Regions from separate parts of the Mus musculus genome. Here all the other regions are linked to region 1. A link is a loop called in an ENCODE intact Hi-C map of the cell type or tissue named here. Cell type or tissue: left cerebral cortex. All regions are shown on one strand. Links, peaks and the distances in the headings refer to the core of each region. The heading gives the core; the rest is flanking DNA. Region 1 holds the start of Mrps28 (mitochondrial ribosomal protein S28). Region 2 has its middle 21 kb from the start of Gm32561. Region 3 holds the start of Stmn2 (stathmin-like 2).

Region 1 (10,241 bases), core at 1,315-9,314:
CTGCAAACCAGAATTGAAAAGCCACAGTGTCGGTTGTCACAAAATGACATGCTGCCATTCCTGGTTGCTGCTCGGATGCAATGGAAACTATGCTTGATTACATGTGAAAATCTTAATAAAGTCTGTGTCTCAGTAGTATAGGTTTCAATATTTATTAAGAGGACAGTGGTCTGGACAAAACTTGTTATATTCTAAAATCAACTGGTATTCTGGAAGCATTTTCCTAGAGGACTGGAACTGTAGAAATTTGTCTCTAGAGAAATATTGTGATTATCCAATATAATGATTTTTCTACCAATTAGTCTTTTTATTTTTCTTCTTCTTCTTCTTGCTAACATCTTGTTAACAGATTGTTTCCTGGGTGCCTACTCTGTATTTGTAACCAAGCAAAAACAGAATAAGATGGTAGTTTTTTTGTTTTTTTTAAATAAGAAATCTTCAAGTTTTGTATAGAGATTTCATATGAGGAAAATGATTAAGTGGAGAGAAGGAGAAGGAATGTACATAGATCAGACCAGGGATGAGTGTGGAAGAAACTCTTCCCACACTTCATCTAGAAAGTTAATCTACTGGAAGGCACCCTGCCTCATCAAAGATGTTACAAAACGATGAAGGACTAACACAGAAAATTAAATGGGAGTTTTAGAATATTCACATATATCCAGAATATCTGTTGGAGATTCATTGTGAGTTAGTTCACAGATACTGAGGAAATTACAGACAGCTATTAACAGAAATGTAGCAGAAAGGTTGGGGCTGCTTACTGGGATTTGTGTTTATGCTGGCAAAACAGCAAAAGGGGAAGCGTGGGTTTCCTGGGAAATCTCAGCTGTGTGAGGACGCAAACGGTGATGGAAGAGCTCCGAGGCCTTTCTAAAAGCAGTGCTCCCTAACTCGAGGTTCTGGGGGACACTAGCAAGAATTCTTAATAGTTAGAACCTGAGAAGTGAATAAAAGAACTTATCACCAGCACTCGGATTTCAGCCACTACACACAATTCTTGGAATACAGAAAAGTTTAATTTGAACTCCTTCTGGATCTTTTAATTAAGTTACACACTGTTTTCTGTGAAGTGTTTGAAAGCAATAAAAACTATAATTTGGGTAGGGGTTCTTTTTTATGTATTTCCCCTTTCAGGAAAGGGTGAGTCATTTTTGCAACTTCTCTCAGACTCTTCAGATGCTGACATGTAAAACAGCAAAGTAAAGCTACAAACTCAGCCACCCACCCATCCATCCATCCATCCATCCAGCCGACCGGCAGTTGCAAAGGTAGAAGCGAGAGTGTGCGAGGGGACACAGCAACCGTGCAAACGTCAGGATCCTGCATTCTTTAGATTGTTTCCTTTTAAATTAAGGTTTATTTGATTATGTGTTTGTATGCAAGTGTGTTATGTGCTTATGAGTATAGGCGCCTGTGGAGAGCAGAGACGTCAGGGTGTCCCAGAGCTGGGCGTACAGTCAGATGTGCATGTGGGAACTGAACCTGGGCATTCATTCTCTAAGAGTAATATTATGGACTTTGAACTGATGAGCCATCTCTCCAGATCCTTTTTAAGGATAAATAGTTCTTAAGACCAGCTGAAAGGCTGGATTTTTCCATAGCAAAGAGACATCTGACCAGAGATTAGTCCTTGTTTTCTACTTTGGATTGATGATAGAAAGCACACATAATATAAAACAGGGCCACTTTTAAGTAACGCAGATTTTTTTTAATTGGTTATTTTATTTACATTTCAAATGCCCCCTTCCTAGTTTCCCCTCTGCACCCCACCCCATCCAGTCCCCCCAAAGCAGCAGATCTTAATTCTGCAGTTTCCATATTCTGGTGTAGGGCATGAATTTAAGGCCCGTGTGCCCTCAGCATGTACCAGGGCTTCACACTCCAGTGGACTGGTGACTCAGCTCCTACCAACTCCTTTGTGTAATTGTGATGTTGCTGAGTTTGGTTGGTAGTGTGATGATTTTAAGTTGTTTTTTTCCTACCACACAGCAATAGCCAAACAATTTTCTTGTTTACATATGACCTTTAAGAGTCTCAGCGTCAGGACTGGGCAGATGATTCAGTGGTAAAGTATTTGCCATGCAAGCAGGAAGACCTGGATCCTCATAGAAAGAAGGCAGGCAACATCAGATGGCCTCCATGTGTGCTGACGCACACCCTCACACACATGAACATGCCTTCACATACTTTATTTTTCCTTTATTTCTAGGATTTTTTTCTTCAATATGACTAGTTTTTAGTATTATCCCAACTCCCAAAATGCTCTCCTCAGCCATCTCTGTGACCTCTAAAATGGTCCTTTTTCTGAGGCTAAGATGAATGTCTTTAGTGTGACACTATATCTCACCTATGTCTCAGGACCTTTCTTCCAGTCTTTCCTGTGCAGTTAAGAACCATAGCTTTCTAGTGGTGGTGGGAGTAGAACCCAGACTTATTTGAGCCACATCCCAGCCTGAGGCATAAATTTCTAACCACCTCTAAGTCACCTCAACCAAACCACTAAGACCTTTCTATGGAGGTTTTAGGAAGCACCCTTTAGCACACTGGTGTTCTTGGGGGTGGGCTGGGGTGTGGTGCGTGTAGTGCTGTTGATGCCACAACTTGGTAGATGAGGCCAGGTCGATTGATGCCATCAGGGCTTTGAAGTATATTTTATTCGTTTTCTTGCTAACTGCTATTACAATGGGTATTAATAACTTGGAAGTATTTTAATAGAGCTAGTGGGAAGATGCATGGAGCAGCAGTATTGCCAATAGAGCCCATGCCCATTGGTGCCTGTGTAGGCAAGAGTCCTGCAGACTCATCCCTCTTGTTGACTCACTTGGTTTTATTTCATTCATCCATTTATCCATTTGTTCATTCATTCATTTATTTATTTCTGAGGCAGTCTCACACAGTTCAAGCTGTCCATCTTGCTATGTAGCAAAGGGTGACCTTGAAGCCCTGACCATCCTACCTCCATCTGCCAGAGACAGGGATCACATGCATGCCCCACCACACACTGTTTTGAGACAGGATCTCATTACTTAGTGCAGGTTGACTCCCAGCTCAAAATTCCCATCTCCTCGTTACTTCAGTTTGAAAAGTAAGTATCTTTGAGGATTGCATATGTTTTAATCATATGCACTAACTTTCCCCCTTAACTACTTCCCTGATCTGCTTCTACCTCCCTACCCCCAGCAATAAACTTTAATAATCCATTCTAATTTGTGCTGTCATTTATCGGATTTTGAACCATTCAGTTGGGTGGGGCTCACGAGCTACTTCCCAGTCTATTTAGAAGCTCGATTGTCTTGATCTGGCAGGTCCCACTCAGGCAACACAGCTGCTGAGAGTTCATGATTGTAGGGATCCTGTCATTGCAGAAAGCACTTGCGCTTTGGTCCTCTCTGACCACTGGGTCTTAATAATCTTTGTACCAGCTCCTCCAGGATGGTCCCTGAGCCTTGGGATGATGGAGTGGTGATGTGGATTTGTGGCCATTTGTGGTGGAGCTCTCCACAGGCTGTGCAACTTGGACCAGTTGTTTCTGTGTTAACTACCATCCACTGCACAAAGAAACTTTGCTGGTGAGGCCTTCGAGCTGCACTCACCTGTGAGTAGAGAGGAATTTATAGGGCAGCTTGATAGTATATCTGTTTAGCAAAATCATAGTTTTTGGCCAGATCTGCAGTAACTGGATTGGTTCCATCTCCTGTGGAGTAGGCCTTAAAAGTCCAAGAAGTGTTTGCTTACTCTCATAGCATTCATGCCAACACTGTACCCCTGGTCATCTTCTGCCATGCTGGTTGTTATTCGAGTTCACAGGGTTCACAGCTGATGATTTCAGCCCACACAGCATGTCCTAGTACACTGAGAGTACCAACCAAGTTTTGTGGGCCAACTTGGTTTCTTCATAGTCTGTGACCAGAATGTATAGTGTCTTCAGCAGAGTTTTACTGCCCTGTCCTGATATGCAAACAAGTGCAGGGACAGTTGTCTGTATTGTGCCAGGTGTCTCCAGGAAAACCCTGACCATCAGCTTGAGGGGAGGTGTCCCAAACCTGGTGTTAGGCTTTTTATTGACAACCTATGGCTTCTCAGATGAGCACAATCCACTGTATAAAGAAATTCCAATTAAAATGGTTTGCTATGAATCTCCACTCTCTCCTTCCTCCCTCCTCCTTCCTCTCTCCTCTTCTTCTCTTAAGTAATTTTGAGACAGGATTTTGCTGTATAGCCCTGGCTGGCCTTGAAGATGCTCTGTAGACCAGGCTGGCTTCAAACTCCGAGACATTCCTCTGCCTCTTCCTCTTGAGGGATAGAATTCAAGTTGTATATCACCACTGCCCTGTGAATCCTCACTTTTCTAATTTCATTTGATACTTCTTAAGTTGGGAGCTTCAAGACGAGTCCACTGAGCGTACATATATCACTAGGAAGACTAAGAGCCCCTCCCCATGGCGCTGCCTGGCTTTCAGGGTTATTCACTAGCTTAGGCAACACGAATATAACATGTCTGTTGGATTTAAAGATGGGACTTCATTTGTTCTGTTCATCCAGATGGAGGGTTTATCCTGAAGATTGAACCTAGGGCCTTGCCATGCCAGACAAGCACTGGAAGTGATACAGTTTAAGTTTGCAAAGCAGTTCTTTAAACTTGGCACTGCTGAGCAGCTTGCTTTCCCAAGCAGAAAAACCAAATCTGCACGGGGATACTGGATTGCCCAGGATGAAAGTTCCTTACTTGAGACTGCTGAGGGCTCTTAAAGGGAGCTCTACAATTTGCTACACTGTTTCCGAAAGGAACTGAAAGTGGTAGTAGCCATAGAGATTGACATTTTCGACAAGAATCCACTTAAGTGTCAGCAGAAATGAGCGTATGCAGAATGAGATCTCACTTGAAGCGGAATCTACTTTTCAGGCTCCTACTGAATTTGTGAGATACTCCCTACAGTGACTAGTAATGCGGAGTGGTAAGTTATCCACAAAACTATGCATCATTCTAAGGTCAAAATAGACCTGCAGCATTGAGGAAGACTTACACTAAGAGTCAAAGACATAAAAGAGGTTCTGTCCTGGCCCTGGTAGTGACAGTACTTGTAAAGTCCCATCATTCAGGGAGAAGCAGGAGGGTCAGATGATGAGGGTCACCCTCAACTACGCAGTGAGCTCAAGGCCAGTATGGGTTACATGAGACCTCGATAAGGGGAAAAAAGATATTTATGTACAAATGACATAGAAAACTGACACCCGCCCTTGGATTTAGTAATCTGTAGGTTAACATTACATTGATTAGACTAGTGGTCCACTTAAAAGGCAAACACTTTTGCAACTAGGTTCGATTCTTAAGTGGATGGACAAATTCTGGGGATTTACACTGGGGAGAAACAAACAATATCAAGTGTTTGGGTATGGGAGCGTGGAAGTGCTACGCCTGAGCATATTTCTGAAGCTTAATTCACAGGAAATGATGGTAGCTAGCTAGGATAAAACTTCTGTTGGGTTTTGTAATGCATGTGACTGGCAACAGAAGTGGCCAAGGACAGACCTACCATCAGTTTTAGGAACAACTTTGTGCCCATTTGCAAAGGCAATCTCTCCTTCCTTCCTGGAGTTTACAAAACTGGAGGGTGAACACTAAGAATTATTTCAAATCTAAAGCATGACGCATTCGAAAGTGCTGAGTAACGAAGGCACAGGAGGTGCTGGTGAGCATAGGGCTTCCAACTCTAACAGGATAACGAAGGAGACCTCTGAAGACCGTGTAGTACAGCAGCTGTAGCGTCACCCCGTCCCTCAGGAGGCATGCGCTCTCTGGCGTCCGCGGGAGGCAAGCTTTAAACTACCGGACTAGTAGGCTCGCCTGGGATTAAGGCGGTAGGCGGGGCTCTCCTCGGCCCGCCCCCTGACCTGCAAGCGTGCAGAAGAGGTCAGAGGTCGCGCAGGCGTCATGGCGGCGCTGTGTAGGTCCCACGCCGGGACTGCTGGGAGCCGTTTCTTGAGAGCGCTTGTCTTCTCCAAGCCTTTGCGAAATGCAAGCACGGAGAGTGGTTCCGAGAGCGCAACCCACGACTCCTCCGCTCCTCGGGCGCGTTCAGGCGGCTTCGCGAGCGCTCTGGAGCGACACTCGGACTTGCAGCGGAAGGCGGAGCTCCGACTGGTAAGCAGGCCTCGCGGCGCCACGTCCGCACGCCGGGCCGAGCGTGGGGAGGGGCTAAGCCCGGGACGCTGGGAGGAGCCGGCGTGGTGGGGCGGGAGCCCGTCGGTGTTGGGGTGGGGCTCAGGCGGCGACTCCAGGGAGGGGCCAGCGTGGGTTGGGGGTGAATTCTGTCCTTCTTGTCATGGGCTATGCCGGTGACTTAGGGATGAGGAGAGGAGCGACTGGAGCGGCGGGGGTAGCTTTCTACCCTTGACCTGCAGCAGAGCGTGTGATTAATATTTTCTTCCTTTTCCATGGCTTTTACGCTCCTGTGGGTTCTCTCTGCATACCTTTGTGACACATTCTGGGCCAGGTATCCATCGGGTTTGTGGGGCGACCCGTCAGACTTGGAGGAAAACGACTCCAGGTCTTAGCCTTGCCACAAGGCGGCTCGAGGCCTGTCACAAGCATCTTAATTGAATTGACACTTAAAGCTATTGTGAACTGGGCGTATGATTTAAACTGTCAGTGTTTCACTTTCCTTTATTGCAAGTGACCTTTTATTTTAAAAATATAGTTTTTTCCCCCTTTGTGTAAAACATTGTAAAATAATTTAGATACATGAAGTAGTGCAAATACAAAAGGCTGGGATTTTTAAAAATTCTGAGACTCGGGTATACATGAGGTTGGGTTATATAAGAAAAATCTGAATTTCCAGTTTTTGTTCTCTAGTGGGTATTGCTGAACAGTACACATGTAGCTATTTCTCAGGATTGTAGGGTCATCTTAGTTTTGAGTGCCAAAACTTTTCTTTGATCTAGTGATGGGAAGGACCCCAGGACATAGTTTTGAGATTTTTGCCACATGTAGTGGCTTAAAACACAAATTTTTACTTATAGGGCACTAGGAGTTCTTTTAAAATAAGAAAATGAAAATATAAAAAGATAACAAAAACTTAACATATTAGAATTGGACAAAACAAATAGAATTTAAAGAGCTCAAGAGAGGTGGAGGAAATACAGGCACTTGTGCACACACTCAGGAGTCCCATAGAAGCTGGAAGCCGCGACACACTTTAGAGGACCTGGGGTAGGCCTGGTGCAAGCCCTGTGAGTGCTTTCCAGTCTCTGCCAGCTTTGTTCATGTTGATTTAGAGAGCCTTGTTCTCTTGGTGTCTTCCACAACCTTTTGGCTCTTATACCATTCCCATCTCCTCTTCTTTAGGGCTCACACTGAGTGGAGGGATATGATGGAGACATCCCTGTTAGGACAGGATGTTCCACCTCTGAATACTGTCTGGCTGAGGGCGTCTGTATGAGTTCCCAACTGCTGCAGGAGGAAGCTTCTCTGATGATGACTGAGCAAGACACTGATCTATGAGCATACAGAATCGTATTAAGAATAATTTTATTGGTACATTGTTTTTCTTTTTTAAGAACAGTAGTATTTGGATTTACCCGAGGTCCCTCAAGCAGTGTTCGGAATGGGTTTCATAAGTCAAACCAGATATTGGTTGGTTACTCCACAAGCTTTGTAATACCAGCATATCTTGCAGACAGGACACCATTTTAGATCAAAGGGTTTGTGGCTGGGTTGGTGTTTATATTTCTCTTTTAGAAGCCTGTAGACTAACTTTAAAACATAAGGGTGAAGACTTTATTTAGGCACCGGCCACGTTCAGTGTTCTCCATGTTCAATAAGTAGGTGTTGTCTTCAGCAGTGGGCCTTGCTGTCAGTTTGTGGAGAGCAGCCTACAGTTTTGGCAACAGCTTCAGTTGCTTGAGGCTTCTCGTGGATCCCTTTGGCTAGCAGCTCAGTCAGATGTAACACAATCCTGTGACTGGAAGCTTCATTTTGTGACAAGAGATGGCCACATGGGACTCTTGTCTCCCTCATTATTTGTCAACTTCAATTAGGTCACCTTTTCATATATGTGTATGTTTTAGAAAGCTTCTGCTGTATTAGGGTCTGTTCCACATCCTTCAATCTATGGCTGTTTCTTCTATTCCCTTTCCTGGGTAGATCTGTCTGTCCCCTCTAGTCCCTTAATCTATACCTAGCCTACCTAACATCTGTGTTCTGCAGATTGTTGCTAGGTTATCATCGACTCCCATATCAGTGAATATATACCAAATTTCTCTCTCTGGCTCTGGGACGCCTCACCAAGATGATTTTTCTAGTTCCATCCATTTACCTGGAGGGTTTTTTTTTTTTTTCTTAAGCTGAGACGTGCTCTATTGTGTAAATATACCACATTTTCTTTATCTAGTCTTGTGCTGAGGGATGTCTAGGTTGCTGCCGATTTCTGGCTATCATGAGTAGCAATGAACATGGCTGAGCAAGTGCCCTTATGTAATGTATATGCCTAAGAGCGGCATAGCTGGATCTTGATGGGTTCCCATTTCCCGAGCTACTGCCACAATATGATTTCCGCATTGGCTCACAGGTTAGCACAGTAGGAATTCCTAGTTCTTCCCTCAGCAGTAGGATGCTGAGAAGCTTCAGTTCCTTATGCTTTGGGGGTAACTTTCCTCCTGTGGCCCTGTTGTGGGGACTCGGTGCTCTTTGGCTCAGGAGCCGCCTCTCCCATCTTCAAAGCTGCCAGTGACAACTGTCTTCTTACTCAGTACCTCATGATGACCTTGCATCTGCTCCTTTTTTATCTTGAGTTCTGTTGGGATTAGTTAGGACCGTCAGGTAAACCAGAGTACTCTCCCTGTTCTAAGGGCAGCTTAGTGGACATCTTACCCATAGCTGTGGGTTTCACATAGTAGTGGTTAGTCTAATGAAGGGAAGCTCTCAGATATGAAACAGTGGCCGTGATTCCTTTTCCTTCTGAAGACCGTTCTGATCAGAGTGTTCTGTTTTCTGCAAGTCCCAGGACACTTTATTTGCTCTGCCCAGTTCACACTGCATGGAGTCTCTAACACAGCTTAGCAAACATCATTCTGCTACCCAGCGAGTAGATGCATTTGGCTGTGAAATATAGCTTACCAATTCCTTTTTTTTTTTTTTAAAGATTTATGTCTTTTATTATATGTGAGTACACTGTAGCTATCTTCAGACACACCAAAAGAGGGCATCCGGTCTCATTATAGATGGTTGTGAGCCACCATGTGGTTGCTGGGATTTGAACTCAAGGCCATTGGAAGAGCAGTCAGTTCTCTTAAGCACCGAGCCATCTCTCCAGCCCCCAGTTCCTTGTTAATAATTCTTGGGAATCTTGGTTTAGTTGGAATAAATGCTTGAGGAGGAGAGCGTAAGGAGGCTGGGTTGCAATCTCCGCTGTACAGGTTAGGTTCTCTGCTTTGCAGGGTCTCTGCAGCTTTGCAGCATCTAGACTGAGGCACTCAGTTGAGATATTCTAGTGCTGGGCTCCATGACAAGACACAGCGAGGTGGCTTTTCAGGAATGCTTTTGGAATTACTGTCCTCATTAAATGGGTTATCAATGCTTTGTGGTGAGACGCTGTTCTAACCATGGGGTTTATCAGGTATCAAATGCATGCGCCCGTTGAGGTTGTGGGTAATAGCGACTGTAGAGGTGGAGGCAGAGCTATGGGACAGCACCATCGTAAAGCTGCAGGAAACAGTCCCCTAGGCTATACCACAGCCTTGTGTGTGCCGCACTCCTGCTCTACCTCTCATGTGTCATTATGACTTGCCTGGGCTTGTGTTATAATAAGATAAAAAGTGTCATTTGAGGGTGGGAGGGCATTGGTTGCTAAGCCTGCTGACCTGGAGAGAATTGATTCCTGCAAACTGCTCTTTGACCTCCCCATATCCCTTGTGGCATGCCCCTTCCCAACCCCCCAAATAAGTCTGTCTAAGCTATGACTAAGGGCTGAAGTGTACAATTCAGTGAGACAATAAAATCAAGCTTTTCACTGGAGAAATAGAAAACCCAAAACAACAAAAGATACTGTGCACGTGTCTAATCCTAACTTACAGGCACTGGTCATTTCTAATATGGTAGTTTGTGCCACATTAGTACTCTTTAGGATAAAGGTTTTCATGGCCTTAACCCCAATCTAATGAGCTTTTAGGTGGGCAAAGGTCTTTTTTTCTCTTGTTCTGGTTTGTTCTCACTATGTGAGCACTTTGTGTGGCTCATGATG
Region 2 (10,241 bases), core at 921-8,920, 210 kb after region 1:
TCATGCTGTCAGCAGAGCTGTGCAGTGCCTTTGCTCATGAAAGATGAAAGCAGGGGGCAGAAATCGGACTCTTCGAAACAAAGAAAATCTCATTCCTCTCTGTTCATCCCCTTCAATTTCCAGATCTCTCCCATCCACTCCCTCTTTCTTGTAAAAACTCAAACTCTGAAATAATTATATGAAATTAAGTCGGCAAAGGCAGGCTTGTTTCCTTAAGATTGGTGTGTTAACAATTTGGGCAGTTTCTCAGGACTGGGGAGGCTATTATTTCTGAGCTAGGCTGTAGGATTCTCCTTGTTCCCCAAGCAGAAGACCGCCCTCCCCACTAAACCATGCCTCTTTATTCCCCCACACCTCGTGCCAGGGCACAGCCTAACTGTGGCCAGCCAGAGTTTAAAGCTGTGCTTTTCTATTTGGAAGTGCTTGGGAACTTCCTTCTCTTCTAGGTACAACTACTCACTGTCTCCAAGAAGAAAAGAGGAGACATGGCAATCTGTTAGCTTTCCAGACTGAATGCAAATACAGTGCTGCCCGTGGCCGCTGTGCACGGGCAGGATGCGTGTCTGGGAACTGGAACATGCAGAGGCGATCCTCACCTGTCCAGGAAACAAGATCAGCAAGCAGGCTGTTAGCTAAGGGAACCTTTTTTTTTTTTTTTTAAAGAGAATTACATTGTTATTTTTAGAATAATAAAAACAAAGGTGAGTGTGTCACATTCCCACTGTGTGCCACAAAATGAATGAAACTAAGAGATGACAAGAATTGGGTGCCCTGAACCGAAGCCAGATCTAACTTCCAACTTCCGGTGTTCTGCTGGTGAAGACAAGCAGGGTCAGGTTCAAGAGGGGCTTGCCTGCCTTGACACATCATTTCAAATGATGACGCCGAAAAAACCCCTACCCTTTAGATTCACTGAGCTTATAAAAGGGTGGGGCAACACTCTTTCTGTGCCTCCCTGCCCCTAGGTAGGAACCCTCCCCTTGCAGGAAGTGCAAAGCAAAGTTCAAAGCTTTGTGGTGAAAAGAAAGTGTGCATGACCCAGTAGAACATGGTTAGGTAGCCGACAAACCAGTGCCAGGGACCCTGCATCACAGGCCGGTTCGCCCCCTGCAGTACCGGCCTTGCTAAGAGATCACTCCTTGCAAATCCGAACTGAGAATACTTAATTGGAGACAAAGCCACTCTGCTCCGGGCGTTGGGGTGTTGGGCTGTATAGGGATAGACTTCTAAAATTGTTTGAGATGTCTCCACAAAACACAGTGGTTAGTTAAAGGATGAAGCTTGGGGCAGGGCAGGGCGGGGGGGTCGGGGGGTAGCACAAATAAGAGGAGTAGGGGTCCACGGATCTCAGGGCAGGCACTGGTGGTTTTCCATGACAGTTAGGCTTGTTCCTCACTAAAAAACAAGCCCAGGTTCAGTCTATGTTAGAGGCAGTTTAAAGGGGTCATAACTCTTTCTGGGCACTGAAGATCCATGGAAACCCCAGCCTGATGTCTTTTACATCTGTTTCGGGGTCTCAGCTTCTGCTGGCTAGCTGTTTTTTTCTGCTCACAAGCCCCATTCAAGCGACTGAGTGGCAGGTATAAAGTGATCTCCCTTGGAGCACTGGAGATGAGGGGTGAGCGTCCGGGCAGTAGGCAGGCCCCCAGGGCTGGCCCGCTGACACTGTAAGCTGACACCGGGAGTTAGTGGAAGGGAGGCGGCGATGGGATTGACGGTGTAAGTGGGCAGCACACACAGCCCGCTGGAGGCAAGCGACGGGTGGGAGAAGGCTGGCTGAGGTGGGTCACACGGAGATTGAATTTCAGCTGAATTAGATCAGAGCTGTGGGAAACAGCTCCTCCTTCACACACAGCCGGTCTCATAGGAAGCCGTGGGAGGGCCGCTGGGGAGACAGAGGCAGGCAGCTGCGATGGGGTACCCAAGTCAGCCCTCAGCAGCTAACAGCTAACTTAATTACTGTCTACCTCTCCCCAGTGTGCCCGCCAGACTTCGAAGGCTGGAGGAGGTGGGGGCGGGGTTAGACAGAAAGGCTCTGTGGTGTTAAGGAAAGATGGGGCAGCCAGAGTCTGCTTGTCTGTAATGGAGGAAAGCGTGCTTAGGAAGGTGTGGGAAAGGCGTGCAACTTTGAGCCCCAGCTGCCAAAGGCAAACTCCAGGAGACATTTTGGTAGCTTTCCCCCTACCTTTAGAGTTGGATGTTTTACAACATTTTGTAAACAGGCAATGCAAGCTCTCAGTACTGTGGCCGCTCTTGTTTTTGCTGCCCTGACACTATGGACCAAGCCACCCATCCCTCTTCTTGGTTTATGAACGAAAGCTCCCCGCCCCCGCCCCCCTCCCACCGTGACCCAGAATATCAGCTTTTCTTAGGGAGGCCTCCAAAGGAAGGAAAACTGGGGGTGGGGAGGCATTTTAAAATCCAAGTAGGAACACTTAAAAGTCCTAGTAAAAGGGCAAGAAGTCAGATGCTTTGAAATCCACCCCTCTCAGCAGAGGTAGAAGGGCCTTTCCAGGAGGAGCTGGCACCAGAATGCTTTTCTCCAGGGTAGCCATGGCCTGGCATTTGGTAAATTCCAATTGAGTTGGAGCCTTCAACTGACTCTTTCTTCTTTTGCCATCCCTCCCCCAGAGGCTAGGCAAAGGTCCCTGCAGCAGCTTCCTCTGACCCAGGCCCGGACCACCACAGGAGGCTGCCCTGATCCCTAATCTTCTGATTTGCACATCAGTTTTGAGCCTGTGGCTGCTGATAAGGAAATGACCCCAGACCATTGCCCACAAAGGCCAGTGTTAGGAGCTTGCAGTGAGCCTTCTGCAGAAGGCACCTTTCTTGGAGCTTCAGGGGTTTTGTACCATGCCTGGGCCTAAGGAAAAGTGGTGGTTTTCCCCAGGGGGTGGATGAAAGGTCGTGGATAACCGTGATAACCAGGAGAGAGACTAACCACTGAGCAGCACTGGACACCAGGTTTGAATTCTCCGTGTTCAGCACTCTACTGAATGAAGTAGGGCGTGGTTTTGGGAGATGGCTACCCACAGGTTCTTGGAAAGAGATTAGGAAGGTCCGGGTCATCTGCGGTGCTGTTAGGACTGTGTCTGTAAAAATGGCTCTTAGAGCCCAGAAAAAGATTCCTGGATTTAAGAACTACTGCTTTATATTAAAGATTTTTCAAAGCTAGTTTTGGGGGCCATTGGCTCCCCTCAGTCTCAGGCTCTGTCAAGTAAACAAGCCTGTCTCCTCTGGGGTACACCACAAGATGTCTCCTCTGGGGTACACCACAAGAGAGCCTGGCTGCTGATTCACAGCTCAGTGCTAACAACCACTGGGAGAGGACAAAGCAAGGCAGGGCATTAGCAGAGCTCTTGATGAGGCTTGTTGAGGGTGGGCCTGCTCTCTTTCCTCTCTGTCTGTCTCTGTCTATCTCTGTCTCTGTCTCTGTCTCTGTCTCTCTCTCTCCCTCTCTCTCTCTCTCTCTCTCTCTCTCTCCCTCCCCCCTCCTCCCTCTCAGCTCGGTGCTCAAGGATACTACTCATAAGAAAGAGAAGAAGCACAAGAATCTTAAGAGCTTTCAGCTCAGTTACACTTGATGAAGCCACTGAACAGAGATCCGTGACTGTACACAATCTAGATCCATGGATAGAAAAGTGCCCAGCTTAGGACAGCACCAGCCCTCCTGTGCTGGCACAAGGAAGGCTCTTAGAGGATGTTGCATTTTGGGAGCGTTTTGGAAGAACTAAAAGACGATAGAAGTCAGAACCCATTCTACTCTCTGCAGCCAAGGCTCAGGTGCAAACTGCTTCTTTGCCTTAAGAGAACCCAAGTCTGCCGGGTGGTGGTGGCACAAGCCTTTAATCCCAGCACTTGGGAGGCAGAGGCAGGTGGATTTCTGAGTTCCAGGACAGCCAAGCTATACAGAGAAACCCTGTCTCAAAAAATAAATAAATAAAATAAATAAAAGAGAACTCAAGTCTAATGAGTAAGTTGATTTCCCAAAGCAGCAAAGTTGAGAATGTTATTATTAAGTTTAAGGCCCCTCCCCAGCAGCTGAGGTACCTATTTAACATATCAAAGCAGACCTGGCCTCCAGACTTGCCCAGCATCCCTCAGTCCACACCTGTTACAGGTAAGGATGGCACACCGGCCCCACCTTTACCTTGAACTTCCCAGCCTAGGGCAGCTGCCCTGCTCTTCTCCCAGAGGATCTTCCCCATTAATCCATACAGGTTGGTTACCTGCTCTCGCTGTCCCTTCTTTTGCTCTGATGGCTGCTGTACTTGGCTCTCCTCTCCCCCCCACCCCCGCCACCCTCTACACATGGTTCAGGGTCATGCCCACTCTGGACTCTCCCAGATGGGTCTGCCTCTGGCTATGCTCTCCCACTTATCTATGACAAACTTTCTCCTCCACTATACCTAGGAGCAGGCATATCCTTTTCTTTTTATTTCTTTTTCTCATTCAGTTATGATTTTATTAGATTGTAGGGATGATCAATGCAAAACCCACACAACAGAGCTTTACGTACTCAGCAGCACTCTGCTTGCTTGTTTGGAGGCAGGATCCCAAGGTGGCCTCAAATACACCATACACGTGTGGAGGACCTTGAACTCCTGAGCTGCTGGAATGCTGGAGTCGGCACATCTAGTTTGTCTCAAGTAGTCTCGAAACAACCGGTGTGGGGTAGTTCTAATTGAGCTCTTGTTCCAAAGGAGTTTAGGGGTATACAGGTGATGTTCATTAACTAAGATTAGGTGCAAAGAGAAGCCGTTGCTGAAGGCCAGGCTGGTTTATTTCCTAGGCCTACCCACTCACACGCTTCGATGGCCTGTTTCCCTGGGAGGAGCTGGTGCTTTGCCAGAGAGTGAAAACCAAAAACCACCTTCAACATGCTCAATGTTGAAGAGTCTGAAAGAAAGCATGCATTTTGGTTTTGCTTTTTATAAAGATTTGCTTGCTTGCTTACTTACTTATATAATATGCCTGAATATTTGTGTATGTACCACATGTAGGTAGGTGCCCAAGGATGCCAGAAGAAGGTGTCTGACCACCTGAACCTAGGTTGTAAGCTGCCTGATGTGGGTACTGGAAACTGAACTCAGTTCTCTGCAAGAACAGCCTGCACTCGGACCTGCTTTGTCATCTCCCATGCTCCAAGAATGCATTTTTGGTAAGTGCCTACAATATCAAGATACAATGCACACCTTTGATCCCAGAACTTGGGAGACAGAGGCAGGCAGATCTCTGTGAGTTCAACCCAGGACAAGGCTCACTCAATATCTGTGGATCAGGGCTTCCCTTCCCTTCCCTCTGCTTCCTCAGCTTCTCTTTCCTCTCTTCTCTTTCTCTATCCCTACCATTTCAACCATGTGCGCTCTCTTGGCCTCTTGGTCCATGGCTGCTCTCTTGCTCTGCTTTTCCCCCTCTCTCTTGCTTCTTTCTTTTCTCTTCCTCTCTTGTTCTAACCCTCCCTCTCTCCTGGCATGGCCTGGTTCAGTCTGGACAGTTCCAGATGTCTCTGGCTGTTCTCACCCTCATAACTACAGTAAAACAAACAAACAAAAAAACCTCCCCTCAGCCGTGCCTTGGAGCCCTCATTTCCTTTCATTCACTACATAGCAAGTTCCAGGACATCCAGGGCTACAGAAAGAGACCCTGTGACAGGAAAACAGAGGAAAAGAAAAGAAAAAAGAGAAGAGAAGAGAAGAGAAGAGAAAAGAAAAATCATTATAATTTCTACCATGAGGTAGACTATGCTACTAAGGGCATCTAATGGAGTTTCTGAACTTGGAAATCTCAGTAACATATGTATAGCTTCCATCTAGAGAAATGCAGCTACAGGCACCATGCTGAGACTCCTGGGAGATGCTTGGTGTAGTTAGAGCTCGGGTGTGTGTGTGTGTGTGTGTGTGTGTGTGTGTGTGACAGCATATGAAAAGTGAGTTGTCCCTAGCTTTTTGTTCGGCTTCTGTGTCCCTTATATCTTCAGTCCAATAGAGTCAGGAGAAGGTAACGGCCAATGGGTTCTGTGCCATTCACTGCTGTCACTGAATTGAATATCACAAGTAGATCGTTTCAAGTGCTGCCCCATTCTGTCCCCTGTATCCCACCACTGTCTGTCCTCCACTCATCTGTCTGTCCATCTAGCATGCAGATGAGACCTGACCAATGGCTGCATGGCAGTCAAGCTCTGGTGGGAAAGAAGAGAGTAAGCCTTTTGAGAGGATGTTGAATCAGAGAATTCAGTCCTCTTCAGTCCTAAGGAGACAGGGAGCAGGACACGGCGACACTTAGGACCGTGAGGGCTCTCTAGAGAAAGTGAGCTTGAAGTATGTAGTGGAGAAATAGGAAGGTTCCCCTGGCCCAGGGAACCCGAGGTTCCTTCATTGGGTTGGAACATGGGGAGAGTGGCAGGCAAGAGAGACTGTGGCTGACATAGGACAGGAAAGTCACCCTGCCAAACCCCCAGGCTGTGTGTAGAGCCAGGACGGAGATGAGGTCAACTTGGAATGACAATTGCTGGCACTCACTGAGCACTTGTGTTCCCAGGCTCTGTTCATTTAGTTGGCCATTACAATAGCCCTGTGAGATGGGTAATAGAAGCCTATTTTGCAGATTAACAGGGAGATAAAATATCTTACCCAAGAGCTCAGACCAACAGAGTGCCTAAGTCTCTGCAGCCTTATCAGTCTGACCTCTAAATACCACCAGGAGCTGCTGCTTAGCAGTTAGCCAGCACGTGGGTGGGAGGACACACAATCAGGACTCGGGGCAGGGTGACTCTGGGACTCAACTCTGAAGGCTGCCTCAGACATATGGAGAGTGTGTGCCGGACTCTCCTGCTTTAGGCCAAGCAGTGGGAAACTACGACACTTCACACCCAGAATGCAATGCTGCGGACAGTGACCATACGGTTTCACTGTCAGCCTGTACTTACTCCTAAGCATAGCATCGGGCACACACACACACAGCAAATGCTTATTCAATATTTATGGAACAAATATTTATATTAACTTATTGATTTTTAGCTGCTAATTTTACTATGAGGAAATAAAATCTTACTCCTCCAAAAGTGTAAGCACAATTTTTCTTTTCCTTTTCTGTATTAGACTCTCCTATCTTGACCTTGCTATGTAGTCAAGGGTGACCTTGAACTTCTGTTCTTCCAGCCTCCACCTTCCAAGGGCTGGGATTATAAGTATGGACCACCTTGCTGGGTTGATTCAGTTCTGGGAACCAGCCCTGGGCTTTGTGTGTGCTACGCAGGAGCTCTAAAAACTGAGCTACGCTCCCAGCTCTACATTTTCCTCTTGACTTACAAATTAACAAGAAATTCTACTAAGCCTTGTGACATACATGTATTGGAAGCTTGTGATGCAGCAGTACAAAGCCAAAGCTTGCAGAATGGTGGCTTCTTCCAAATTTACTAACCAGCGGGTGGTTAGAGCGGGTGCTCTAACCAGTGCATGCTCTCTTTGCGATGTCTGGATCTGCTTGAGGTAACAAGTGAGTGCGTTATCCAGTTTATAGACTCTTCGACTTCCCTCCATTTTCAGGTAAGGTGTTTCACAGCAGGGTTCCCACATGCGTGTCACTTCCAGAAGCCACCGCTCTTCCTTATGAAATGCACTGGCGCCTCAGGCTGTTCCTCACAATCATAAACAATGCTGCTCTTCCTTTACAAGAAGCAAAAAAGATGATGGAAACAGAAATGTGTTTTCTGCTTGCCAGAGAGCCAGGGAAAGCCTTGTGGACTCTGTCCATCAACACCAATAAGCTATGACATCAGGAGGCAACGCAGCTGTCCATCTGATCCACCTACACTGGCTCCTGCAGTGTGAGGTCCCTTGCAGAAGGAAGACACAGCTCATCTCCTGTTTGAACTTCCATATATTATTGGGCATCTACATATTTGAGCTTCTATTGACCTAGTTTTCCTCTTCATTACTCAAAGAGTCTGTGGTTGGAGCCTCTAGTGGTCATAGATTCTCCATGGAGTATTTCATGCCTACATCAAGGTCCCAACTGGGCAGTGTGGTATAGGCCTGCCATTCCAGCATGTGGGAGCTCTGAGGCAGGCAGATCATGAGTTCAAGGCTGGTTTCAGATACATGTTGAAACCAGCCTGGGCTGTATGAGATTTGTTTTTAAAAAACAAACAAATATACATAAAATGAGGGAAAAATTCAAAAAAATTCTTTTTAAGGAAACCAGTCAAAACCAGAAAAAGAAGCACAGTAGTTATTTTCTGTGAAATAAACATTTTCTTTAGTTTTATACACATTCTTAAGTTTTTAAGTGTATTTGTGATATCCATAGTTTTTGTATTTTATCCAATTATGATGACTCAATTAATTATAACTAGCATGTTTTGTGTGATTTACTGTTGTCTATGAGCAGGTTTCTAGTTGCTCTTTTGGGTCCCATAAGCCTTTCTGACAGTAGGAGAGTTATCATTATCTTACAGAGCGAGAGATTGGGTTCAGGGAAAGTTCCAGAATATGGGACCTACTTGGGTATACCCATGTAAAGGCACACGAGCTTGTACCTAAAACCTTACACCCAGCCCTTTGCTGGCCCCTCAGGAGTTAAATCGAATGGGGAACTTACCGTTGATTGCTTGCTGTGAGCTAATTTTACATATATGATTTCTTTCATAATCTGCACGATAGAGAGCTATTATCAGGTAAAGAAATGAAGATAACAAAAGGACCAATAATGTATTTAGTCAATGGCTGGGCCCTTTCAGTAGGAACTGAAACTCTGGAAGCACAGGTATTTTCTAACTCTCAGGTTACTGAAATTTCTTGAGTGTGAAAAGCCAGGCAGAATATGGGACAAAAGGAGCTTATTTGTCAAAAAGAGAACTCAGCACTCCTGTCCCGTTCTGGGGCTATTTTCTTTCTCTTTCAGAAAAACCCAGATTAGGAACTGTATCTTTGCATGGCCACCTGCGAACAGACTTGGGAACAATGTAAACCTCTCCTGACAGGGTATCTATTCTGATGGTGCTGATATTGGCTAAGGAGATGGTGGCTGTTTTTAACAGGAGGAATTCCAGATCTTTCCAGGTCTGTCCCTTAGGGGAAATGAGCTCAGTCCGAAAAAACAAAACAAAAACAACCCAACCTGGGTAAGAATAAAGATTTATGGGAGGAGGGCCTGGGCGGAAGCCCACCTGTAAGGCTATCTATTGCTCATCGGCGTGTTATTGGAGAAACTATACGGACAGGATATAGGCTGCTTATCGCACAGTCTTCTTAAGTTTCCTAGCTGTTCTGCTTACAAATGCCCCCAATATTAAGAGATGCATTTGTCTGGGAGCGCTTTTTAAGAGGCAGTCTATCCCAGCTGCTGCAGCCTATCTTGAACACCTACCTACCTTTTACCCTGATGTGGAGTGCAAAAGTCAATAAGGGCTGTTAAAAAAAAAAAAAAAAGGAAGAATGAAATATAGAAAGAAAGGGAAAGAAAAAAAAAGAAAAGAAAAGAAAAGAAAGGGAAAGAAAAGAAGAGAAGAGAAAAGAAAAGGGAATTTTCGGAAGCCCAGAAAAGGGAAACTAGCAAGGTTGGTTGGTCCCTGGAGAGTGAGGTAAGAGATGCAGACCAGCATGCTTTCAGGCCTTAGCCCCACTGCACCAGGGCTTTGGGCTGGCCCCAAGCCTCAGGCAAGCACGTCCAGGCACAGAAATGGAGGGATTCTCTGCTGAGCTACTTTGCCATGATCCTGTAAGTTGCCTTTGCTAGGAAAAGGAATCCAACCTTGAAAGTTAGGACTTGGTGAACTGTCATTGCCTAGCCTAGCTAAATCTGATGCAGGAGCAAATCTCCACACGTGATTCCCTGGCACACACTTGCCTGGGATGCACCCCCACGTGACAAAGTTGCAATTTGCTGACAAATGGTCTCTAGGACTTTTCTCACTAGCAAGTCTGCAAGCTCAGAGCCATAGGTTGTCTGCTGAGATAATTCTGGAAGACTTCCAAGGGTGCCAGAGGGTGGTGCTAACTGGGAAAATCAGAGGCCCTCATGTCCTAAGGTCCTGCTGGGGTCTGCTGGGGCCTGGTGCAGGCTAATGAACCAGTGGGCCAGGGGTGGTAAGGAGAGGAAGCATCTGGGGGGGTGGGGGTTGGGGGGGGGTGGGTGGGGGGGCATTGCAGCTTGCTAGTCCCAGCAGAAGGGCTGTGTTTGAAGTTGGGCCTGTGAGTTTCAGGAAGCTGACAGCATCAGGTTTCCATTAGCCCAGACGG
Region 3 (10,241 bases), core at 675-8,674, 410 kb after region 1:
TGGAAATCCCATTAGATTTGGTTTGAAAAGGTATCCTTAGGGAAGATGGAGAGCAGCTGCTGCCAGGCTGGCCACACCTCCTCAGGACCACGTTTTCCTGCCTGCTTCACTCACTTTTTGTTTTGTTTTTTGCAGTTTCCTTTAAGGGTGGAGCTTCTGACATTAGAGCTGTTCCTAGCATGGGGCATATTTAAATAAATGAATCAGTAAACAATGGTTTTAATTTATGTCTTTACTTACAAATTAAAACATCTGTTTCTAAATAATTTTGCTATTACTACTGACATTTTCTACCATTTATGTACCATACAACCCCAGAAGTAACATAAATGATATAATAATTATGCTGTAATGGAACTGGAAAAAAGATCATGAGGGACTAATTATCGGGGCTCTGCCAACTTGTAGATTGCAATCTCTCATCCCACTGTAGATATGTGCATGCCCTTCTCATTCACAAGAGCAAAGCATGGCATTATTCTATTAAATCAACAATCGAATGATTCCAATAAAAGAAAACTTTTTATTTTATTTTATTTATTTATTTTTAGCAGTTAGCGTTTGTAGCCTGGTTAAAATCAATCATAGAGACATTGATTGCCCTCTAGTGGTGTGAAAAGTTAGTGCAGACTCCATGGTCTCCCAATTGCAAGAACTAGGAGGCAAATAGCTTCGGTTCTGGAAGCATTTGGGTTTGAGTGTTTTCTGTGGATCAGACATTCATACAATGTTACAGATTACATCGTAACAACAGTGCGTGTTTTTCCACAAACACAAGCAAACAAACAAAAAACCTGGTGGGAAGCTGCTTCGGATTAACTATCCCTGTGGGGCTGACCACACCCAGGTCTGGGTTTGTGCAGCTAGCTGCCACATGCTTTGAGACCAATTTTATTTAGCCTTTCACAAACAACTAGCTACTGGAGTGACACGAACATACATTTTATCTCAGTTAAGGGAATAAAAGCATCCATGGACAGAATAACAGCAATTTCCCTAAAGATGTACTATATTTATCATTGAAAAGACAATATGGATTCATCTTCTATTTTATAGTTAGTCATCTGGGTTTTATGCAAAAATCTTGCTTGATAGATATAAAATCAACTCAGAACCAAGTAACTATTTTGATTCTAAGTTACAAAAGGAAACTATTTTATTATGTGAACCAGCATCCCGAGAGGGCATGTTCTGAGTCTACATAAAATGGAACTTCTTGCAGCATTTTTTTAAACTGACAGATATTTGATGAAAGGCATATCGTGCCAAATGACCTAATGTTTATTTTTCCAAATTACTATTTATCCATAAGCGATTAAAATTTTAAATAAAAAGTAATGGTAACATTTAAATGCCAGAAGTGAAATCCTATAGAAAAAAAAATGTCTAATGAAGAAGCAATGGCTCTCATAAAAAATAAACAACCCACAAATCTGTTTGTAAGTAAGTCAGTGCAAAACTGCTAGGAATTTTGATGAAACAGAGGTCTAGAATTTAATTTTTCAATCTACAACGAATCGAATCTTAACGGTCATTTAAAAACATGCTTTTCCTCATAGATTTTTAACATGTGCAGGCAAACACCACAGATTCAATGATAGACATCATTGTTCCAGAGCCTGACGATGTGCTTCACAGGGCAGAACCCTGCTTACTGCCACCCACTCTACGAGTATGACTTAGATATTTGTAATTGATTATCAAGCTCCGTTTATTTCTTTATTTCCCCCCTGAAATCCTGGTAAAATCTTCTATTTTTTATTTCTAATTGTTTATGCTTTAGTTTATACTGTGCCCCCATTTGAGAAGATAATGGGCGGTACAATATGTACTTAGAGCAAACATGCTGAATACATAGATTGTTTAATGAATCAGGAGAAAAAGCACTGTCCTTGCAGATTAATTGATTACCCTTTGCAATGGGATGCTTTAAAAAAAACAAAACCCAAAACGGCACCCTTTTCACTGCGGAGGTAATGTCTCTTCTCACTTTCACAAGTGCGGTCTAATTATGGCAGAAGGGACCTTGGCACCTGTCATCTGTGGGGTGGGAGTTTCATTGGTTGGTGGTCACCATTTTACGATCCGTTTTTCTGGGTAGAATTGAGACTGTATCAAAAAGCACTTGGAAGAGGAATTTTTGGGGGGAAACAATAAAAAATGCGTGCATAAACGTATGTATGTATGTATGTATGTATGTATGTATGTATGTATGTATGTATGTGTTGTATCCTCTTGTGGAGGGGCATAACATCTCAGTTATATATAATTTTTGCCCATTGAAACAAAAACAATTCTCTGTGGAGAATTTCCCAGCGATCATCTGGTGCATAGGCTGTCCTTAGCAAGTACCAGCGCACACATCCCACCCACAAGAACATACAACACAGCAACGGGAAGTCAAAATGCATCTGCTTTATAGAAACTGAAATGGACAGAAGCAGATAGAATTGTTTTGTGGTTGTGTATGGGAAGAGGATGGAGGTTGGCAAAGATGATCAGGAAGATTAGTGGCAAGGGGTTAATCGGTACCAAAAGGGACCAGCATACTTTTTGAACAAATGAGACTTAAGAGGAGATAAGTGAGTCTTGGACTAATAATCATGATGATTTCTAAGGAATCACAATTCTGGTCACAAGGAGTAACTAGCCAGTCGTCTGCAGCTGAAACCTCTCCGTGGGACAGACAGAGCAGGAAAATCTCCCCAAACCCCATCAGAACCCTTCTGGACAAGCGACTTGATAGCAAATTGTGGCAACCGAGAGTAGCTCAGGACACTGCGCAGAACCCTCTCCTGGGATACTCTGTGGGGGCGAGAGCCCAGTTCCGAGAGGAAGGCGAGAGCTGCAGGGCTGGCCCGGGTCCACGCGCGATCGCCACGTGCTTGCTCCCCAAGCTCACTGGCTTTGGTTGTAGCAACGAGGGGTGGGGTCGAGCCACGCCCCATTGGAGGACCCTCAGTGGGGTCTCTATCCCAGAACACAAGGCCATGGGCTTGGGCTTGGGAAAAAGGTCCTTGGATTCTGCATGGGCAAGGACACCTTCCCGAACCACAGGGAAGGGGGTCACCTCTGTGGTCCAGGGGCCCAGCAGGGCGCGGCTGCGTCTTTGTGCGGCCAGGCTTGGCTCGCCTTTCTGCACAGCCTCTATCCGCTGGGAGGGGCTTAGTCCTGCGACCCTGAGCCTGGGCAGATGTGTGCACACCCTGAGGGGTTTGGGGCTGTTCTGGAAGGCGGGGCTAGAAAGAGGGGTGCCCGGACTGCAGACTGTTCAGCAGCCCCACCCAAGTTCGTGGGAGCCAGCCTGGAGCCTGAGTCTTCAGGGCTCCGCAGACAGGGTGGGGCAGGGCAGGGTGGAGCCAGTCCATATCCTTTTTCCTGCTCTGCATCAGTAGCTCGATCTAGTGTGTGTGTGTGTGTGTGTGTGTGTGTGTGTGTGTGTGTGTGTGTGGTTCTAGCCGCTTCCCCAGTGCAGGCCCCTCCCAGGCTGTCTACCCTAGGGAAACAAGCACAGGACCTTTTCGGAACGATGGCACTGGATCTAGACTGGACTCTATTGCGGTTTTACAGATTTGGCTCCGTCTGACCCACAAAATTGAAATTGCACGAGGCTCATCTTAAAGACCTTGACCTCTTTTGCTTTATGTCACCCTTACACATCTTTATCTGTATTATTTTCTGTATACCCTTCTAGGTTCCCTAATTGCCCCCTCCCCTCCCCCCGAAATGACCCAAGGAGTTCAGAATAGCTCCCCCACCCCCTGCTTCTTTCCCTTTTTTGATTTTTTTTTTGCCACTATGTTTAAATATCCTATTTAATGTGGTTCTGAAAAATATGTTAACGAAGAACAATGAGGCCAGGGTGGAGCGGCTGAGGTTAGCGGTCAGGTCAGGCACGCAGGCTGCTAATGAGTGAGTGGGGCGTGGCGGGGCTCTGCCGTTCCCGCAGGGTTGGGTTTTTCAGTGTTGTGCTGAGCTCCCCATTAGGCCCCCATTCTACTGAGGGTGTGGAGCTGGGTCCGGGTGGGGACAGCTTGACTCTGCACAGGGTGGGGCTGTCCGCATAGTATGCCCAGCGCTGCAGGTGCCCCCCCCCACACTCCCACCATTGCTTCACACACAAAGAAACCCCACCCCGGCGCCTTGGGAAGCCAGGTCCCTTTACCCCTCCCTGCCGCGCACGCTCTCCCGCCCCTGCAGCTGCCCACCCGCGCCCTCCACGCCCTCCTCCTGTTTCCCCTCCCTCTTCCTAAAACAAAGGAGCTAAGGTCCTACCCCACCCCTCCGGCCGCCTTACCTCCCCGCACCGCGCCCCAAGACTAGTGGTTTTTCCAAGATAGACAATACCATTAAATGTGCCCACTCCCCTCCCCCGTTCCCACTCCTCTCTCAAACCTCCAGGATGGGACCGCTTTGACTTTGCATTTTCTCTTTTATTCCAACATCACTCCCTTCCTGTCCCTATTATCTTTTTAAACTACAGAATAAATATAGGACGTTCAAAACCACTTTCCGAAATGTCCCTTCACCTCACTAAAGGCAAATCGTTAAGGTAGCCCCCTCCCCTCTGATGGACACTTTAGTTTTAAATATGGAAGCAGAATAAAATTCCTACCCATTGGAGGAAAACTTACCTGCTTCTATCTTTTAAAAAGAAACCATTTACTTTAGTTTTTCAAAGACACCCTTCCCCCTTTGGTCTCTTAGAGCTCCCTCCAACCTTTCCCGGTTCCTGTCATGAATGTCTTTCCCTTTATAAAATATCTTTTAATGTCTTTAGAGATCCGAGAGAGAAAGGGAGAGATTGGCTCCAGATAGAGCCCGTGGGGAGCAAAACGCGATTCTTACCCATTGCTGTTTTAGCCATTGTAGGGATGTGCACGCACGGAGTGGTGGCGAAGGCAAAGGAGAAGGGTCCAGCTGTAGCCGCGGAGAGAGCGAGAGAGGAGTCTGAGTAAGGCACTGAGTCTGCAGAGTGGGACCGTGCTAGAGAAAGAGCAAGAGGCAGGAGCCCATGAATAATTATCACGCAGAAGCTCAAGCAGATTGGCTCTCAGGGTCCCCTGACATGACTCCCGCAGAGTGAGAATCTCCAAGCATTAAATATTGATCGGCCAATGGTGCTGGAGTACAAAGTACCAGAATGCAGTTTGAAATGGAAATCAGTCCTTGTCTGGAAGCTCCCCCCCATTTTGGAGCCCAATAGTACAGTCCAAGTGGAGTGGTGCCTTAGCCTGGAAGCCTCCTTGGAGCTAAGGACTGGGCTGTGCTTACCTGTACCCAGGAGGCTATACTTTGCTCAAACATGTGTCATTGCATAGATTGGCACAGAGAAGGAATAGACTCAGGGGCCTGAGAACCCACCCCAGTGTGCTGAGTTTTGGAAAAATCTGTTTAAAGCTTGTGTTACCAGTGTTTCTTATTTTCTCTTTTACCTTTGGCCCTGCCCTTGGTGAATCCTGGCCTCCCTAATATATGATGGAATTCCCAAACCAACCCATGTCTGGCTGTGGTGGCAGCTCAGAAATGGCCTGGGCTACTGGTCTTTCTTTCTAGCATAGCTGGGCTCCAGAGTGCATGATCTCAGGAGGGTCTTATAACAGAGGGAGGGTGGCTGTCTTTTCCTCCCTTTAGCATAGAGGAGAGGACTGTTGGCTACCTGGGCAGAGATGTAAGTTCCATCTAAGGACATGATGCAAGAAAGCACACGAACTTGGACAAGGAGTGATTTTTCCTGCATTCACAGTCAGATTAAGCACTATGAAGTGCAATGAACTTTGAAACATTATAAACAAGGTATTCACTCATTCACTCATTCATTCGTTCACTTCAAAAAACATTTAGCAAATGTCCATTCTTTCTCAATTCCTATATTTTCTGAGCATGTGCAGAGCACTGGAGACACAGCATCAGGGATACTTTTTGGACCTGTGTTCATGGAACTTTTGATGTGCAGGATTGAACTCTACTGTACTGACATTGTATCAGCCTAAACTCATGTAGGAATTGTGGTTGAGATTTAAAAATAGCAAGAAAGAGATACTTCCATCTCAGAGATGAAAAAAAATAAAAAAAAGAACATCGTTGCAGTGTGAACATGAATGAAACACTCTTTAACTTTAAAGGTATCAAAAATTAAGATTTTGCCCATTGGTAAATTGTTTGGTAGTTACTAGGTTACACTTAAAAAAAAATTTTTTTTTTAAGTATCCTGAACAGAAAAGCAGAAGCGCTGTCCGTGGTGCTGAAATGGCTCTGCACTTCCGGTTACTTTGTAAAGCGTCTTCACACTCTGGATGACTTGCTGACTGGCAGGAAGCTACTGGGATGGGAGCATTCCTGACCTGCTGAATCACAGGGAAAAAAAAAATAAAATGAAGATCAATACAATTATTTCTTGAGCAGGAAGATGAGAAATTATTTCTGTCATCGAACAGGTCCATGACTATGATGCAGATAGAGTACTGTAGGAAATTGGCAGGGTTTGGAAAAAAAATGATCATTTTTTTTCTTTCCCCAAAGTCATTTCCCAGTATAAATGTGAGAGCTTCTTCCTTCTCTGAAGGCTAGTTAGCAACCAGAAGATGAGGAATCTTCAGCATGCCTGCGTGAGTAATATCCCCCCACCCCCATTCTACCCAGGCTGTGTGCCATCTGTATACACTCTTCAACCTCCTTGGAGGATGGGACCCTCAGCCATGACATAATGTCTTTAACAGTTACAATTGGCAATTCAATGAGATCTATTGCACTTGTAGCACAAAACACAATGCAGTCCTCATTTTTTACTCTCCACTGAGTATTCCTTCCTGAGAGACAGGAGCAGGAGAAAGAGGTCAGTGTGTGCAGGGGCAAATATCAGATGAGTGGCTTTTAAAACAATTGTGACTTTTTGGAAGTTCTAGCCACTTCACCACAGCTCTGTATGATTTTCCAAATAAAGAGGGGATAGCTTAGTATAAATTACTATAAAACACCAAGATAGTGAGTTATTGTCAATTGGATAAGAAAGTGAGATGGATTAAAAGATTTGTGTCTATATAGATTAATGCCTTTTATTTTTTTGACACCACAATGTGTTATCATGCTTCTTGTTCTGGGAAATTATGGCAAAATAGGAATTGGAAGTTTACTTCATATTCAGTACATTGCCTTCTTACTTCTTTAGCTAGTTCATGTAATCAACAGCTACTTTTTGAATGATGTTTACACTTTTTATATTACAAACTTAGCTAAGCTTCTTTTTATTGCCTAAAATGTATAAAAATGAAAAAAAAACATATACCTCTTTCTGAAATAAAATGCTTTGGAAGAAGATGACTATCTTTTGAATGAATTAGGTCACATTTGCTTGCAAATAATAGAGAGAAAGCCACAACAAAACAGCCACACATTGCCTCTGAAAATGAAGTGTAATTTCTTGGCTCCTGTAACTATAAAACAGAGTGCATTCATTCTAGTGATCTTTTCCTGAAGCAAGTGCTTCTCATGGTTATTGGTAATCACTCAGATTGAAGAGTAGGCACCACAAAAGTCCACTGTACAGTTAGTGCAGTGTCACAAGGATTTGGATGACCTGGCAGGTTATCATACATAAGTGTACTGCATCTCCATAGATATACAACTAACTGTAGGTTCTGTGACTGTGTTTGTAGCTTCCAATACATTTAAACACTTTAAGAGCAAGGGCTGAGTAGTGAACATCTTTATTTGCTTCACATAACATGATTCACATGATAGACTAATACTTACAAAACAACAACAACAACAGATACGTTGCTGAAATGCAAACAAAGCCGTAGCTCTGTGAAACCATATCGGTGCTTACTTATAACTATGCTTGTTGTGTCCATATTGTAGCCATGTACCAGACTGTTCACTATTGTTCATTTATGTCTTGTGCATTCTTCAAAGGGAAGAAGTGGATTGGATTTATACCAGTAGGAAACCAATGATAACTTTTGTCTCCTTCAATGGCAACAAGCTGGAGTCATGGAAGTTAAAGTTGTATTAATGGCACTTTTTATTTCTCTAGTTAAGTCTATTGCAACTTGTCTCTGAGAGGAGGCCAAAGGGATTGGTTTCCTTCCAAACTAGAGAATAACAGTTGCTGTGGATGATGAAGTGATCTAATACAACCATATGATCCTGTTATTAATAATTCAAATGTCTGGGAGAGAATTCTATAGTACTTATTAAGAGATAATAAGATGAGAAATCATTGCTATATTGAATTGTTTTGATCTGACTTTATCTGACTACAAGGAAACATTGAAAGAAAAGAGGCACAGATATTTTCTAGGTGTTTAGAGATTTAGAATATTTTGTAGTTACAAAATCATATATGAAAAACTAGTAATTGGCTAACAGTTTTGTTGTTTTGCCATATTTATATCCTTATAGATTAGAAGGAAAAATGGTGAATTTAAAAAGAAATGTACAATAATACTTATTTGACAAGAGTGTTAACCCAAGGAGAGAGGTCTGGTGTTCTTGGTTCAATACGGTAGCATAATTTTTCTCATATTATTAGTTTTTTGAGAACTTAATACGTTGTATTTTGATTATATTCACCTCTCCACTACTTCTCTCACTTGACCCCTTTCTTGCCCACTCAACTTTTTGTCCCTCCTTTTTTGTTTTAACCCACTGAGTTCAACTGTGACACTCATACTCTTGGGTGTATGACTTTGGCTGACCTGCCAGAAGTCACATCCCTAAAGAAAAATCATATTCCCTTTCTAAGAAGCTATCAATTGCTAATAGCTCTTCCTCTATGGGTGTGACTCTGTCTCTACCTTCTCTCTCTGCTCTGATGTTTTTGTCTAGTTTGAGCTTTTGTACTGTGTATGCTGGTCCTTGCTTTGTGACTTTATATTTGCAACTTCACTGCCGTGTCTAGAAAACATTTGTAATCATCCTCCAACTTTGGTTCACACACTCTCCATGCTGTTATTAGCACTATTTTTGAAATTCAGAATAAACACTATTTTATTGTTTTCCTCAGACGTTATCCATTAACAACATATTAGTGGAGGTGATTTCTATGAACTTCCTGGCATTTACCAGGGAGTTTACTGCAAAATATTGTGACTGGAAGCAGCTCAAAGTAATGATTTGTTTCAAGATGTGGCTGTTGTTGAATTAGAAGCTGTTAGGCTTCTCTGATGAGCATCCTTTATATCTCTCAATTGAAGACTATCATTTCTGGACTATGATAATTTTGGTCCTCTTGGGTCAAAGTTTGCAGGTTGAGCCAAGATGTCTTAATATTTTTGCTGTGGCAGTATAATGAAGCTTAGACACATCTCTGATTCATATGCTAAAGTCCCACACTGACAGAATTAGGAGGCGACAGCTAAAATAAGCACTAAGGAATATAGTTCAATGGTAGAGCCCTTAGCTAGTATGAAGCTCTAAAGTCAACCCTCAGTAAACACACACACACACACACACACACACACACACACACACACACACACACACACACAAACACTTTGTAATACCAGCTTGTATCTAGTTTTCAATTAACCTAGAACTAACTAGGAGAGAAAAGAGTAGTCTGGCCAACCTTGAATAAGTGTGTGACTTTCCCCTTTCTAATTAACGATTCTACTTTCCTTGAAGTTCGTATACAGGCGTTAGTTATTGTATTATTGGTCTATAAATAATCTGAGGCAATTTTATTAAGTAAGACTATCCTAACCAATACATTTATGTGGTTGGACTTCTAAACCTTGGCTTGTTTTATTTGTCTTTAGTCATAGTCTGCTATAAATTGTAGGCCACATATTTCAGTCTGAACAAGAAATTCTAGAAGATATATGGTATTTTGAATCCTTTGTGATAAATCATCACACAGTCTTTCTCCAGATACAAGAAACAGAAGGTTTATTTTCAGTCCCTACAAAGGCAGAGAGATCTTGACAAAGCATAGGTCACACTTTGATGACAGTAGCCTGGAAGGGCATCTAATCATGCAGGAAAAGTGATTGTGTGGGTGTGTGTTGAGAGAATGGGAAGACAGTCACCAGTCATGTCAGTTGTTAACTGAATGCATTTGGCTCTAATTCCGAGAGCAGGCAGCAAGGTCAGCTTCAGCGAATCAGGTGATGATTCTGAGCTGATGGATTGATGGGAGTACAGAGATCACATCCTGCAGCAGTAGTCATGCTTTCCCTCCTGAACCCTCACAGAATCCTGCTGAAGTTGAGGCTCTTAATCAATAAATAATATCAGTG

What was found. A loop is a pair of places that touch in the nucleus more often than their neighbours do. Peaks named below come from ENCODE experiments on the same cell type or tissue, not always from the same donor. Only the 100,000 strongest peaks of a DNase experiment are listed, where the experiment ranks them.
Region 2: it touches region 1 in a loop (2.5-fold over the local background); 2 of 42 quality-filtered maps call a loop at or near these places.
Region 3: it touches region 1 in a loop (9-fold over the local background); 9 of 42 quality-filtered maps call a loop at or near these places.

The regions. Positions count from the first base shown.
Region 1 is chr3:8,919,491-8,929,731 of GRCm38, reverse strand. Mrps28 (mitochondrial ribosomal protein S28) reads left to right here and starts at 5,875. Exons shown (of 3, transcript NM_025434.3): 1 at 5,875-6,145. The coding sequence starts at 5,936. It overlaps Tpd52 (tumor protein D52), which reads left to right. Exons shown (of 6, transcript NM_001025262.2): 6 at 1-3,202. It overlaps Gm52601 (a long non-coding RNA gene), which reads left to right and starts at 6,160. Exons shown (of 2, transcript XR_003954436.1): 1 at 6,160-6,258; 2 at 7,349-10,241. In left cerebral cortex, for the core only: CTCF peaks have their summits at 5,810 and 6,576; DNase peaks (open chromatin) are centred at 4,478, 5,911, 6,186 and 7,859; H3K4me3 peaks cover 1,756 bases; H3K27ac peaks cover 1,973 bases.
Region 2 is chr3:8,709,173-8,719,413 of GRCm38, reverse strand. No RefSeq gene overlaps it. Among named protein-coding and RNA genes, the nearest start is that of Gm32561, 21 kb to the right of the region's middle. In left cerebral cortex, for the core only: no CTCF peak of the experiment used is centred there; DNase peaks (open chromatin) are centred at 1,905, 4,848 and 6,475; H3K4me3 peaks cover 590 bases.
Region 3 is chr3:8,504,238-8,514,478 of GRCm38, reverse strand. It overlaps Stmn2 (stathmin-like 2), which reads right to left and starts at 4,952. Exons shown (of 5, transcript NM_025285.2): 1 at 4,849-4,952. The coding sequence starts at 4,867. In left cerebral cortex, for the core only: no CTCF peak of the experiment used is centred there; DNase peaks (open chromatin) are centred at 4,111, 4,341, 4,995, 5,143 and 4 more places; H3K4me3 peaks cover 4,675 bases; H3K27ac peaks cover 4,435 bases.